Linked DNA regions of Mus musculus: region 1 is linked to region 2. A link is a loop called in an ENCODE intact Hi-C map of the cell type or tissue named here. Cell type or tissue: gastrocnemius. All regions are shown on one strand.

Region 1 (8,000 bases), 170 kb after region 2:
ATGGTCAGCTTAGCAGGGGTTTTCTTAGAGAAAACTGACTCAGCTCTCCAGAAGGCACCTACTGGGATTTTCCAGGTTCTTGTAGTAAAGATAAACAAAAGGCCTCAGTGGTCTGTCTGTAAAGGAAAACTAACACACGCATGCCCTTCAGAAATAAAGTTTATTATAATGAAAGGCTCTCCAGGCTATGAGCACATCTCAAGGTGGAAGAAGAGCATTAGAAACAATTCAATGCATGGAGAAGTCTGAACTTGATGGAGCCTTAAAGGAAATAAGTGTCTTCCCTTTGAAGCCTGGCGAGGAGCTTCAGTTAGGGGAGAGGGAGGAAGAGGGAGGGAGAGAAATGAACCACCATGAGCAAGAAGAGTGGAGCCGCTGCAGAAAGCAGCCTAGGGAACAACTCTCGGAAGAATTCCCAGAACAAAGGGAAAGTCTGGTCCAACCTGTATAACCTTTCAAATGTGGCAGACGTTCTCCATCACTTGGATTGGTTCAAGATAGCATAGGTGACAGGGAGCACAGAGGAGCCAGGTACTGTAAACCAAGAGCTGTCAAGTCTCACACGGCCCAGCTTCTAACTCTGTCCTACAGAGGGTGGCAGGGAGGTGTGGCCTGACTCAAGCTATGAGATCAGGCTTAGAGGTGGAGGCTGGGTATGTCCTGGAACAAGGAATTGGTCCAGGGATGTGTAAAATAGTGGTAGAAACAGAGACATTTTATTAAAGGAGAAAGACACTTTTCCTATTGGGATTGGGCCAGCTCGAAAGAAAGGTCAAAGGCTTAGAGGTCCCTGTCTGGAACCTTGTGACCTTTTAAAGAGTCATTTGCATACGCTTCGCTTGCTCTTCTGCACATGCTCTTCTGCACATGCGCAGTTTTGTTTCTTGTTGTCAGTGAGGGTGGTAGAGATCCACTCTTCCTCTTTAATAGCTTCTGTCTTTCTAAAACTCCTTTGTTTCTATGTGCACCTGTGTGGGGGAGAGACTCGGGTCCCCTGGAGCTAGAGTTACAGGCAGTTGTGAACCTCTTGAGGTGAGCACTGGAAAGTGATCTTGTGTCCTCTGCAGGAAAAGTACTCTCCAGCCCTGAGCCTTTTCTCCAGCCCCTCGCCTGCTGATTTTGATCCTCTCCGCCTCCATCTCCACTCAGCTCTCTGTCCTCACTGATGCTGGGGACAGCAGCCTGCACCGGCATTCCCAGGTAATAAGAAGGATAAAGTAGAAGGATGCTTGAGCCCTGGAATGCAGAGCCATTCAGGGCAATACAGTAGAATCCAGTCTTTAAAAAGCAAATAGACAACCAGAAAAGAAACAATATACAAACATCACCATGAACCTGAGGAAGTTCTTAATGCAGAGGAACCAGGCTGAGCTCATCCCATCCTGGGAAGTTTGAGACCCAGCAGAGCTGATGGGAGAATCAAGCACTTTAAAGTTTTTCTCTATAACAACAGACTTAAATGACTTTAAAAAACAAAAAACAAAAAACAAAAAAAAAAAAAAAAAAAAAACAGTGTCAGTAAATCTGCCTCCAAATTCAGCCACAACACAATTAAGCCACCCACCCCCACCCCTGGAGATAGCTCTTTCAGCTGCTCAAATTGCAGGGACAAACAACCCTTCCTCAGTTAAGGTTTCTCTAAGTCACAAAAGCCCCACACTGTTAACCTAGGCCTCTACAATTTTCAATAAAGGGCTTAGTGGGCCTGGATTCAGCGTACTCCCAGTGACCCACAATGCAAGGCCTTCCTTCTGCAGTTACGTAAAGGGGCATAATTAGAGCTGTAGCTCCGTATACAATGAATATGAAAGACTCCCTCACCCACTCACCTTTTTTTGAATGTGATTTTTTTTAAAAAAGTGTTCATTCTCTTAAAAAGCTGATGTTAGGCTTCGAGAAAATTATGTAACGACATTAACACTGTACTGCCTCATGTCCAAATATCTTGAACTGTGGCCGCTAGAAAAGCACCTTTAATTTCTGCTCAAGGACCAAATGTCTTTGAGGAATGAAGTGCCTCCCTTTGTCTCTGTTGGCGTCTGTCTTTGCAAAGGCACGACCTCAAGGACAGAGAGGCTCAGATAAGCGAGCCGGAAGGGCAGACAGTTGCAAGGGTGGGGAGCATTCAAGTTATGTAACCGGTAGCATCAATAACACACTCCTGAGTTGCAGGCACGATGGTAATATAAAAAGACCCAAGAGAAGCTGTGGTCCATTATTACAAAGAACCTCAAGGCAGAAGCACCCTCGGGCAGTTTAAAAGATAATCTTGATGTTCCATATTCCATATTCTTTTTCTTTGGTACACATTTAAATTATAATTTAAATATTATATATATATATGTATGGATACATATATATACATACATATTAAAAAACTATAAAAGCAGTTTTCATTTTCATAGATTACCTTTTATTTCAAGATCAACACTCATCGTCTCTCCTGAAGCGCATGCAGACATTTTTTTCCTATTTGAGACTGTGTATTGATATGTAACTGAGGCTGTCCTAGGAGTTGCTCTATACTCAGGACTGGCCTGGTACTTATGCTCCTTCTGTGCTACCAAATATCTAAAGAGGAGCTTTTGCTCTTCAGTGTGGGTATCAGACTACAGAAACAAGAAACCCCAAGAGATTGGAATTTTACTGAGAGGCTCAAGCTGGGAGAAGGGCAAGGCTGGAGTGTGGGTCTGGCAGATGCCTCATCTCCCAGGAAGAGACCTCACAGTTCTGACACCTGTCAGACTACCTGGAGGAGGAGACAGCACCTCCAACAGGACTGGTGGACATGCCCACTCTTTGACCAGGACTACTTACCCATCTCCCCTCTAAAGCTGCATCTCATATCAAGACTCTGAAGACGGACTTGAGGTGCCCAGGGCCTTTTTTTTTTCCCTTGCCAAGGCTGTCACGATGAGTAACTCTCCTTTTCTTGCTGTTTACTGTTTCTTTGTCTCCTTAAATTGGCCTACTGAGGATGGGTGACCTGGGTAGTGAGAGCTGCCAGGGCACAGGCTAAGGCACCATGAACTGCCTCAGTTTCCTGAGTGTTGCACCACCATGACCAGCCAGGCAAAGAAACTGACAGGGGATCAAAGTTCACTCCACAGTAAAAACACCAGTTTTAAAATCCATGGTCTTGATGGTTCTTTGCGCCCATCCTTGCTGTTTTTCACTCTATGAATGCTTGCTGAATAGTTGTATCTACTGGCGCCTGTGAGAATACATCTCTATACCCAACCGCGGGATGTTTCTATCACCAACCAGCTGAGCATTGTTTTTGCTATATTCAGTGGGAATCAGGCTGGCAGCCCAAGTCTCTGTGTGCCAGCCACAGGCCATAGGTTGGGAGCTTTAAGCTTTGGGACCCACGGATGCCTGGCTCTAGACTTTCAAAGCCGGAGGCTTATTGCAGCTAGAGTTATATTTCTGAACTTTCAGTGCCCAGCCCCTCAGCTTTTAGCCACTCTGGGTAACTGGGCAGTACCCTGCAACAATTCCAGCAGCTTGGGCTAGCGGCTTTTTGCAGCCTCTTGCCTTCTGCAGTTTCTGGCTCTGCAGTCCTTCCTCTCCATAGTCTCCAGTTCTTCTGGGTATCTTGTCTCCTTAGCTCTTCCACAATCCCCGTGTTTTCTCCTCCTGAGCTAGCTCCCTGCTGCTCTCTGAGCTCTTCCGCTGCCCTCTAGCTGCTGCTTTGGGCTGTGCCTGCAGCTAGCAGCCTGAAATTTTTTCTGCTCATTGGTGCAGCCAGCTCATTCTGCTTGAACTATATACCACAAGCAGGCTATGAAACCGTTCAGAAAGGCTTTCCTGAGACCTAAGGCTGCAACACTAGCTAGCTGTCAAGGACGGAGGAGATGCTATGATGCTCAGGAGCTGCTGAGGGGGAGGGAGACACCTGCAGTTCTTGCAGACAAGGTCACACAAGGGTTACCTGAAGCTGTCAAAAGCAGGGTGAAGTCTCAGAGCCACCACAACGGAGTGAAGCTGAGTTTCCCAAAGCAAAGCTGTCATTACATAGGAGGACATGACCGTTGTGACAGTTTCTGGGGGCTAGAAAGAAGTCTCTGCTCGGCATCTCTGGCTGGACTGAAGTTTCTGTGAACAGCAGTGAGGTGTAAAACAGTGGTCACAATGACAAGCTGCTCCAATAAGCAGGTGTCTGAGAGCTGCCACACTGTTGCAGTTGCTACTGCCCCAACACACCTTTGGGGGCAACTGCGATCTTGTTCACTGTTGTCCTAGACTCAGGGACCATGGCCCCCAACAGCAGGGGTTACACTTGGATCCCAGCCCTCTCTGATTTGGGGCTACTTGGTCAGGTTCCTGGGCTGAGCTGCTGCTGCTGCTGCCTGAAGGGCTTGACAGCTGCCAATTAAATGGCTAATCTCCTAGGCTATAACATCTTTAATCATTTAAAGGAACAAGCACATTAAAGAATAACTTTGACAAAGACCTAATACGAAATTAGCATAGTTTTCAAATAAACTTAGCCTAATGATAATTAAGTACCAGCTAAGTACCTTTAGGGGAGGGTTGGGTGTCCTGGTCTATCTTAGTTGTGTGGTAGCACAAAAGAGTTTCATCCTTCCTAGGCAAGGCTAAACTGCTTTCCTAAGTGTTTTTCCTATTTTCATTCCCACCAGCAGTACAGAAAAAAAAAATTTAAAGTTCAGATCCTAATCAAATCTCACACTAAATATTGTTGGGGTTTGTTGTTCATTTGTTTGTTTGAGAGGTCTCATTGTAGCACAGGTTGGCCTTGAACTCAGCTAGAGCTATTTTTAATGTTTATTTACTTTTATTCATGTGTGTGTGTGTGTGTGTGTGTGTGTTACTCCATGTGTCTTAGTATATGTATGAGAGTTGGAGGACAACTTATGGGGAGTCAGTCCTCTCCTACTACCATATGGGTTCTTGGAATTGAAGTCAGGTTTTCAGGTTTGGTGGCAATCACCTTTACCCACTAAGTCATCTTGCCTGCCCAACTTGCCTGTCTTGTCTTGTTTCCTTAAATCAGTCGGAGCCGTCAGTATTAGCATGGGTCCTTCCTTTACATTAGTGTGTTTGAGCCCCCTCTTTGTTTCTCTTTATTTGGAACTCTTTCATTTGTTTGCCTCTTTCCTCACAGTCCACTTCAGGACCTTATGTGTGCTGGAGGCTGACTCCAGGGTCTTCACCCACGCTAGAGAACTATTTCACTGAGCTATAGTCTCAGCTTTTCGCCTCTAAATTGTGAACATCTTTTTCTATTGTGTGTCTTGTCTTTTCATACTCTTTTATATTTTTTGAGGAACTAGACATCACTATTTATAAACAAGAGTTCACTATGTAGCTCAGGCTGGCTTCATACTCCTGCTGCCTCAGCCTTCTGAGGACTGGGATTACAGGTGAATTGTTTGTTTGCTTGCTTGCTTGCTTGTTAGTTTTTGAGAAAAGGTCTCATGTTGCTCAGACTAGCCATCAACTTACTATAGACTGGAGGTTAGATTTGAACTCCTGAATTCCTGATCCTCCTGCCTCCACAACTAAATTTGGGATTGTGGACACAAATGCTACTATGTTCTGAAGTTCTATGAGCCTTATGTTTACTTTTTTGTTGGTTTGGTTTGATCCCTTGAATTAAAACACAGGCCTATAATCCCAGCAATTGGGAGATACGAGTGGGATAATCAAGAGTTCAAGATCATCTTGGCTACACAGAGACTGAGACCAGCCTTGGTACATGTGACCCTATGTCAAAAAACAATCTTTTCTTCCCCAACTCAATTAAGCTATCCTCTAATATTAGTTTCTAGAAACTTTATTAATCTTATTACTTATGAATGCAATAATTAACAAATGTTAATTTATTAAGCATTATAACATTAATTACTGTCCTGGACATTTAAACAATTTTAAAGATTTAGCCACTTATTTTTATGTGTATGGGAGTTTTGCCTGCATATATGTATGCATGTGCATGATATGTATGCTTGGTGCTCATGAAGGTCAGAACAGGACACCATCCAATCCCCTGGACCTGGAATTACAGATGTTTGTGAGCTGCTATGTGGGTGCTGGGAATGCAACCCAGGCCCTTTGGAAGAGCAGCCTGTACTCTGAACTGCCATCTCTCTAGCCTCTTATAATTTGACAAACGTACTTCAGCTTTTCTCGCCATTTGGACTCCAGGGACTTTAGAAGAAATGTGTGGAAGCAGTATCATATGCAACCAATTGGAAGAAATAAAATTGGCCTCTGAGACTTTAAAAACAACAACAAAAACCAAACCCTGTTTCTATGGTACACTTCCAGGAAGGGGCTTGAGAAGGGGCTTCCGTGGCTTGTGAATAATAAAAAAAGCAAGTACACTGGGAAGAAAATGATTAGTTTGAGCTGGTGAGATGCTCAACCAGTAAAAGTACTTCTAGTCAACCCTGAGACGGAAGCTCCACCCCCAGGGCCCACACAGTAGAGGAGACAACTGATTCCCTCAGGTTGTCTGCTGATCTCCATATGCACACTGGTATGCGCATGCCCACATCCATATGTATACACACACACACACACACACACACACACACACACACCTTAAAATAAAATAAACACAATAAAAATAAAAATGAGAAAGAAACCCAAGATACTTGAGTGACAGAAACTGGAATTCATGGGTGTAAATGCCTCAGGTTTTCATCTTTTGTTGCCATGTGGAACTCTGAGGAGCAGGAGGAGGAGGAGGGGCTGGCTATGAATACAGATCTCTGGTCGCAAATAACAGAAGCCCCTGCTTTTTTTTTTTTTTTTTTGGCTTTTCAAGACAGGGTTTTTCTATGTAGCCCTGGCTGCCCTGGAACTCACTGTGTAGACCAGGCTGGCCTCGAACTCAGAAATTCACCTACCTCTGCCTCCCAAGTGCTGGGATTAAAGGTGTGCGCCACCACTGCCCGGCCAAGCCCCCTGCTTTTATCCACTTCCAATTAGTTTGAAGATAAAATGAGGAGTTAGAACCTCTTAATGGCTCCCAAAAACACTAAAATGGGGGTTGGTTTAGATTCAGAGGCATTTGAGCACTCATACTCAAATGTTGAGGCTTTCCTCTCAATTTCTGTCTCTGTCTCTGCTCTTCTTTCCTAATGCCCGTGCATGCTCGTCTTAGTAGAAACAACTAACAATTAACAATTAGTCAGAAAACCATTAACATAGTCTTTTAAGGTCATGATTATGGAGAAAGCTATCGAGGAGAAATACTTCCTTTGGGAAATTTTTTCAGGAAAGGTTCTGACTGACAGGACTGTGTCACGTGCTTATCTATCTCGGACTCGATGTTTTCACTGAAGTATGAACTGTATATGCCATAGGCTCATGTTTTCAACCGTTGGTCTCTAACGGGGATGCTATTCTGGGAACTGGTGGAAAGTTTAGGAAGTAGGCCATAGCTGGAGGAAGAAGGTCACAGGGAGCTTACCTTTGAAGGTTACCCCTGGTCCCCAGTCTCTCCCCGTCTCTGCTTCCCAGCTATCAGGAGGCAAGTAGCCACACATTTCTGCTGAATTGTGCTAAACACCAGGTCAGAACCCATGTAAACAAAGATTGCTGTTAGAAACTCTGAAATAAGTCCTTTTCCTATGTTTATGGTTCAGTAAAAGCAAGTTAGTGATGGCTCATTTTAAAAGATTTTAAAAGTTGTATGTGTATAGGTGTTGTCTGAATATGTTTGTGCACCACATGCATGCCTAATGCTGCCAGGGGCTGGAAGAGAGTGTCGGATACTCTGGAACTGGAGTTACAGCTAGTTGTGGGTTGCAACGTGAACACTGTGAATCAAGCCTGGGTCCTCTGAAAAAGCAGCCAGTGCTCCTCTAACTGTGGAACCATCTCTTGATCCCCTAATGAGTGTTGTTCAATGGATATAGACAAAGCTGAAGTTGTGGGAAATAGTGGTGGGGGGCCTGACTGTAGAGACCATGCAGTTATAGATTAGAACTACAGTTTAGGGGGGCCTAGGAGGTCAGCATGAA
Region 2 (8,000 bases):
CTATGGACTCAAAAGCGGTGAGTATAAAACTTCAGCACAACATGGAAAGAGTGGATTGGATATCGGCTCAGAACCACAAAGTCATTATAACTGTGGACATATAAATAAAACACACATTGAAAACAACTGGGGAACAAACAGAAGTGCACAGCTGCATTTTGATCTTTGTTTCCTATGTGCTATTTAGACATCGTAATCCTATTATGGTTTGTCACCGGTATAAGAGAAAGAGAAACGACAAAGGCTCCTTAAAAATTGTATATTCAGGCATTATTTAATTGCTAATGATCGTGTGACTTTGGATAATATCTGAAAAGAGAACATCTAGAAGTTGGGGTGTAAAACGCTGCTTTCTCCTACACGGCCACCTGGAGACCCTCAGTTTTGAAGTTCACCTCAGCTCTGCTGCTACCTGGCTCCCTGCACCTCGGTCCTGACAGGCAAGTAAGCATGCCTACATAGTCTGTAGCTCTCCTCCTGGCTACGACTGCCATGCTCCAGCCTCCGCTTCACCACCCTAACACCGGCTTCCTCTGCCTGCGGCTACCCTGTGCTCACCAGAGCCTACCGCAATTAAAGGTTTCCTTTCTTTAGTATCTGCTTAAGTAACTGAAGGGCACTTGTGTCTCCCAAGTACCTAGCACAAGGCCTTGCACATGATTGTCATCCAATCAAACTACTTATTGAATTCTTACATTTTATTAAAACATCGTGGCACGACTGCAGAGTGCATGTGAAAATGGAGTAGAGCTGCTTTCTTGGCGCATGCGCAAGTAGAGTTCAATGCCACACAGGGGAAGCCATGGTTACCTGATCACTGCCTCCACAGCACAGACCAGCTCCTCCGCCCCACACTCCCTGGTGTTGATGGGGGGTGGAGAGGTCTGGTAGAGGTGAGTTTCTGCGGTGGCTCCCACCTCGTTACTGTGGTGGTTCGAGTGGCACCTTTTGCAGTACCGAACAGGCCTGTTTCCGTGGCGACCGCAGCACCCTGCGGAAAAGCAGGTGACCACTGCCCTTCTGACATGGGAGCTGCAGTTCTGCAAGCAGAGAAAGCAAAGCCAATTAAAGCTGGCTTCTGAGACAAAGTTGGATAGAAACCTGAAGCAAATAGAACCTCAAGGGGCCACAGGAAGTGACCGGGTTTCCAAAATGCAAGGTGTGGTCTAGCCACACAGAGGTGTTTTATTCTAGTGGAAAGGGTAGGTATAATCTAGAAAGCAATGGAACGGCATTAGGAGGCTGGGTTGATTGAATTTAATGCTTACGATTTTCTCAACAGAAATTAAGAATAAAAACATAGAACCGTGATGCTGAGAAAGCACGCCACAGCACCCCAGAGTCAGGAAGAAAAAAATTCAACTTCCAGCACAAGCCTTTTAAAAATTAGTTTACCTGCCTCTCACAGAGTAGATTTCCCCTGCAGTTCACCTGTCCTTGGCATTCAAGGACAGGCGGAGGTTACGCTACACTGGGCTGATGGCTCTGTAGCAGGACCTTCTCTACTCCCACCCCTCCAAAGGCTTAACAAGTATACGAATCAGCACCACGAGGACACATCAAAGCACAACTAGACCTAGTCACAGAGCTGGCCACAACACCAACCACAGCAGAGGGATCAACAGACGGAGCCGCGGCAAGAGAAAAGCTGTGCAGCAGAGAGAGATGCCTTTTCATTTCAGGGATGGGCAGGGGTGGCGTGGGGGGGGGGGTAGATATTGTCATCACTGCCCTGACAAGAGGCAGGGAAGTGAGGTGACTTCTATGGGAAGAGGTTTTAGGAGCTCCGAGGAAGCAGGGAGCACCCTGACATCGTCAGACAAAGCCCTGGAGAGCTTGACAGACAGAATCAACTCAAGGACAAATAATACCCTGGCCTTTTAGCAACTCAGAGTTTGTGAAGAGTGGGGAACCCACCTGACAGTACCCCAGGAGAGTCAGGAGGGAGACTGCAAACACAAACCCTCCATCAGCATGTCAGCAAGGCAGCGGACTGTCAGTGGGAACTACCAGTTCTTCTTCAGGTACCAGGCTACTGACTGTGGATGCTAGCGTTAGAAAAATCGTGTTTTCTTACCACGACTCAGGGCAACAAGATGAGGATATTTAAGTCGCTACACTTTCCACAGTCACAGCTTCTCCAACAGACTGCAGCTGCGTGTTTATGGTCATAGAGTCTAAAATATTTATAATATGTTCTTCCTAATCTCTTAAATAGGCTGTTGAGATGTCTTGTGATTCTTCTACTAAGATTCCTTGCGGTTTTCCTCTGATTTGGGCATCAGAGTCAACGCGCAGACTTTTCCCTGTTTATGGATGCCGTCGAGTGCTGTGCACGGAGCATAACAGCCCTCACAGCCCACACAACAGCTGTGACCTCCGATTGAGATCCTCAAGGCCAGGCCCACTGACTGTTGACATTCCCTCATAGAAGGAGGGATGTGGAGGGTCACTAGACCTTTACCTGGGAGTCTAACCTCTCCTCCTGCACTCCAGACAGCTCTAGGCAACTCTGCCCTTGTTGCTCATGGCTTTATGATCTCAAAAAAGCTGGCGTATATAGAGTGGTGTATTAACCGAAGAGGAGACTCCATCTATAAGGAAGTTGTCACTCATGCTGCGGTTTGACTTTCTGGTGGTACAGCTGCTTCAGTCACCCAAGCTCCTTTATGTGACCTCTCACCCATCTCTATACATAAGGCTTTGGATTTTGAGGGAATACTACTTTGGTCCATTGTGGGTGCCCTGTCTGGGGAGAGGAGACATCTGTGTGTCCCTGGGGAAAGTTCATACAACAACCTTTCTCTTTCAGAGGCTGAGTTTCACTCATGTGTGTTTTTATTAGTGTACAGCTCCTCCTGCCCACGGAGGAGCTGTCAACACGGTTCTACAGGCAGTATTGCTCAGCATGCATGCTTAGGGCCCTTTCTCCCCTTATAGCTGCTGCTGTGGCCTGGACACTCGCTCCAAACCCCAGCCTGAACCTCCATGTTGAAATCTTAACTCCCACATAGGAATATTAGGAAGCAGAGCCTATGGGAGTTAAGCAAGTCATGATGACAGAGCCCTCAGAAGTGGAATCTGTGCCCCTATGAAAGGGGCCTAAAGAAAGCTGGCTATAAAAATATGCCACGAGAAGATGCCATGTTTGATGAGCAGGCCCTCCCACACATCAAATTTACCAATGCCTTGATCTTAGACTTCCCAATAAACATGTGTTGTTTGCCAGTGCCCAGCCTGCGACATTTTGTAGCAGCCAAAATGGACAAAGACAATTATAATTAGCTTTCTGTTCCTTTGAAATGTTCACTGTTACATAAACAATAGGCTGTGGGTGTGATCCCGTCATTCACCACAACATAGTCTTGGGGTTTACGGTCAACTATTCACCCACCCTCTTTTCAACTGCCTGGGTACTCCCCAAATCCTAGCATCATTTTTAAATTTTTTTCTTTCTTTTCTTTTCTTTTCTTTTCTTTTCTTTTCTTTCCTTTCCTTTCTTTCTCTCTTTCTTTCTTTCTTTCTTTTTTTTTTAAATTCTTTTGCTGTGCTGCTGTGTGCAAGACAGAAAACTTCATTTACCATGATTATCTATACCCAGTGTGAGATTTTTCCCCCTATGGTTCATAGAGAACATACCAATTATGAGGTATGCAGAGGAGGAAAAACACGCTCACAATCTCTCCAACCATTCGGCTGTATAAACAGCACAGGCAGCAGTTACATCAAGCCGAATCAGTAGGTACAGAATCATCTTGTGAGAGCAAGAATAGGATTTGCAAACATCCACTAAGCACCTGGTGTAACAGTAAGTCCTCAGATAAGTCCTTAGCTGTATGGGCTATAGGGGGAGAGGCCCTTGGTCCTGTAAAGGTTCTTATAAGGGAATGCCAAGGCCAGAAAGCAGGAGTGGGTGGGTTGGGGAGCAGGGGGAGGTGGGAAGGGTATAGGGAATTTTTGGAGGGGAAACTAGGAAAGGGAATAACATTTGAAATGTAAATAAAATATCTTTTTAAAAAAACTGACTGCTACCTTCTTATCCCCACATCTCTCCCGTAGTCACACCCAAACAGATGGTGACACTTAGGCCATGCCTGAGACCAGACTCTGCTCTCTAGAGGCCTTCCAGCTTAATCTCTTAACAAGTAGAGTCTCCCACTGCCTTAAGTCAGAGATGGTGTGGCAGGCTTGCTTTTGAATGTAGCCTATGTAATGGTTGGTATGCGACTCCTCAACTTCACTTCAAGGGGCTTGGCCCATCCGAGTCTGATGAAACACCGTTACCTCGGGAACCTCCGGACACAACATTCAGGAGAGGGTTCAGACACCTAGTATCTGGGCCATTCCAGATAACCCAGCATGTCACAGGCATGACAACACGGAAAGTGGGGAGCAGCCAACCTCTAGACCCCTTTCAGCTAACTGTGTCTCCACGTAGGAGAACAGGCAAAACCAGCAGAGTTGCCCAGTCAACCGAGGCCAAATTACCAAGCTACTATTTATTGTAAGCAAGTGAGTCGTCATCATACAAGCTGGGACATTTGGCTGGACCTTAGCCAAGGTGAAAATGAACTCCAGAAGTGGGGTGCTGGCAGAACACACACTGAGAAGGTGCCATTGCTGCTGGTGCCAGGCGGGAGGTGGGGTCTAGAAAGGGAACCAAGAGCTAAATGGTGCACAATGGAAGAGGCGGGAAAGGCAACGGGAAAATGGCCTTCGAAAGCTAGAAAAGAGGTGAGCTAGATGTGTTCTTCAGGATAGAGTGCTTGCATGAACAGGAGCTCTGTTCTTGGCATGGCAAAGAGATGGGGGGCGGGTGGTTGGGTTGGTGGTGGTGGTGGTGAGAAAGGGACGGGAGAAGGGGAGGAAAGACAGGGAGGAAAGGGGAAAGGGAATTTTATTTTGTAGCAGTGAAACACCCAGGATAATTGCTGTCTGCAATAAAATAAAATAAAATAAAATAAAATAAAATAAAATAAAATAAGGGCATCTAATGTGACTGAATGGTGAAGGAGCCAAATCACTTGCGTTAACTGCACCTGGTCAGGCATGAGAGGGCAGGAGCCACCTAACAGGGACTGAGTCATTTGGAAAGGAGGTCCCGATGGAATTCATAAAAACCAAGGAGCCGGCCCTGAGAGCAAGGTGGAAGGAGCAGATGAACACAATAAATAAATGCTCCTTAGGCAACTTTAAAACAATCACAGAACTGACTCTGTCTCCTCCGGCTGCATAATAAGCCAATCAGGACCTCAGCCATTTGGTTATGTGCCTGGATTCTCCAAGTGGGAGATTCCCATGCAACAAAAGCAAGATTGCTCTGCTCTGCTCCACTCCTCTCCACTCCGCTCTGCTCTGCTCTGCTCTGCTCTGCTCTGCTCTGCTCTGCTCTGTGAAGGCCTAAAGAATAATGACTCAAACTGCTGGAAGCCAGGAGCACTGACACCAGGAGTCTTCTTTACCCATGGCTCAGAAAACTGAAGGATGGGCTAAACTGGGCCCTCTCTCTTCAGCCTCTATGCCTGCCCTCTCCATATGCTCTGGCATATTCAAAATGCACATGGCTCCAAATATAAAGAAAATAGTTGTTTTTTTTTAAGCTTCATATTATGGATATTCAAAGGCATGGCAGAGGCATTAGCTGGGCTCTGATGAGAACCTCCTGATAGATGGGATATATAAATGGCAGAAGTGCTTGTGGGATGGGAGGCTACGTGGCAAGCCAGAGACCAAGAGGGGTTAGGTTTGGTCTTCTGTAACAACCCATTCTGTGGGCTTCACTAGAGTTCTCTGAGACTAATGAAGAGCTATGCAATCTGCCCCTAATGATATTCCACTAGGTTCCATCTCTTAACCTTTGGGACAGAACTTCCAACACATGAGCCTTGTTGAACTCCATCCACACCACAGCCCTTGGGTTCACACGGGAAGAATCTGGAGGAACCCCGGGTATGCAAGAGGACTAGGAGTCATGTGACCTTTTAGGGCCTAAATCACACAGACGAGGTCCTGCTGCCGGAAGAGAGTCACACATTCCCAACCCACAGGAAGCAACACAGCCTCCACTTCTCAAAGGGAGAATCAAAGAATGGCCTTCTGACCACAGTGTTTCTCTTCCTTCTTGCATGAACCATACTCCCCATCCAAGTAACCCTCCCCAAAGTCTCACTGTGACCATTGCTTTAGACCTCACAGGTCATCTCTGTCACATACTATTTGAGTCCTCATCCAGAGAATCCAGGTCCATCACAAATGCCCCTCCCAGCCACGGATGTGGAGTTACTGTGAGTTTGGAGGAGAATTGTCTGGCAGTGTGGGGTTACCATGGTAGACAGGCCACATTAAGTGGTTATTATGATAGACTATGCACATTAAATGGCGGCCATGGAAGACAGTCCACACTGAGTGGCCATTGTGATAGATTATCCACACCGAATGGCTGGCTATAATAATCTACAAAGCTGTAAAGTCTGGAAGGCCTGGCTCATGAGCTTCATGGAGATCTTAGAGGAAATAAAGAAAGTGTTCTGGGGTCAAGAGAAAGGGACACAGCCAGCAGTAAAACATTTGGCCACAACACTGACATGAGGAACTCAGGGTCTACTGAAGGATTTTTTTTTTTTTTAATGTGGGTATTCTTATTTTATCTGAGTATTCTTATTGAGAGTGGCACTGGAGAGATAGCTCACTAGGTCAAGGGCTTGCTATTCAAGAATATGATGCCCAGGAGCTATGTAAAAGCTGGGCTCAATGTTATATATTCATAAGACCCAGATCTCAGGGTGAGGGCCAGGGGGTGGGGGATGAGCAGACATCAGAGTCTTCCTGGCCGGCAAGTCTGTCTGAAACCATAGCCTCCAGATTCGCTGAGTGTCTGTCTCAAAACATAAAGAGGAGAGCAATGGAGGAAGACACCCCCTGGCAGTCTCTGGGCTCGACAGGCACACAGGCAGGTAAGCACAATTGTGCACATGCACATACATCCCACACACAAAGTGTAACTGCGAGAGGAAGGAGAATGAATTGTTCTACTTACAACTAGAGTTTAAAGAGAAAAATATTGGACCCAGGACACTCTTCCCAGTCTGTGATTTAAGATTCTCCAGGCAAGAAAAAGTTCCTGGGTAAACACTAAATCCAGGGCCCCATCAGGAAAATGTGATCTCAGGGGAAAAAATGATGACGGGGTTAGAGACAAAGCCATTTATTAAGACTCGGAATGAATGTATTACATCATAGGCTCTTTTAGGCAAAGAGCTGCAGATTTTAAGGGCAGACACCACTACCCTTATTACTAAATGATAAAGAGCTGAGACTGCAAGGCATTCTTCCCAGAAGCCTCACAGAGAGTTGAAGGTATAGCAGGGCATAATCTCAGAGACTTGTATGTCCATCTAATGAGTTTAATGAAAGAGCTTTGTGATGGGCACATAAAAGCCAGTGTTTCTCATCGATTCTGGCAGAGTGGACAGAGGCCTAAGATGAAGATGTTTTCAGGCTTGGATGATCCTGAGAGCAAAGAGTAGGATGCTAAATCTTCTTGTCCTGGCTAATTTTATGTCAACTTGACGCGAGCTAGAGTCTTATGAAAGGAGGCTGTCTCAGTTGAGAAAATTCCTCCATAAGATCTGGCTGTAGAGCATTTCTTAACTAGTGATCAGTGGGGGAGGGCCCACCCCATTGTGGGTATAACCATCCTTGGGATGGTAGTCCTAGGTTCTATAAGAAAGCAGGCTGAGCAAGTCACAAGGAGCAAGCCAGTAAGCAGCACCCCTCCTGTCTCCAGGTTCCTGCCCTGTTTGAGTTTCTGTTCTGGCTTCCTTCAGTGATGAACAGTGATGTAGATGAGTAAGCCAAACTAACCCTTCCTCCCACAATTTGCTTTTGGTCATAATGTTTCATCCTAGCAATAGTGACCCTAACTAACAGAAGTTGGTACCAGGACTGTGGAGTATTTTTATGACAGACCTGACCATGCTGATTTAGGGAGGATTGTGGAA

Evidence for each region. Hi-C counts contacts between places; a loop is a spot of excess contacts. Peaks named below come from ENCODE experiments on the same cell type or tissue, not always from the same donor. Only the 100,000 strongest peaks of a DNase experiment are listed, where the experiment ranks them.
Region 1: a loop joins it to region 2, with 2.0 times the contacts of the local background. A loop is called at or near these places in 22 of 42 quality-filtered maps.

Annotation. Positions count from the first base shown.
Region 1 is chr12:102,881,636-102,889,635 of GRCm38, reverse strand. No RefSeq gene overlaps it. Among named protein-coding and RNA genes, the nearest start is that of Btbd7, 7.2 kb to the right of the region's middle. In gastrocnemius, a CTCF peak has its summit at 3,672; a DNase peak (open chromatin) is centred at 3,676.
Region 2 is chr12:103,052,359-103,060,358 of GRCm38, reverse strand. It overlaps Unc79 (unc-79 homolog), which reads right to left. Exons shown (of 49, transcript NM_001081017.2): 12 at 811-1,040. Among named protein-coding and RNA genes, the nearest start is that of Unc79, 110 kb to the right of the region's middle. In gastrocnemius, no CTCF peak of the experiment used is centred here; a DNase peak (open chromatin) is centred at 4,586.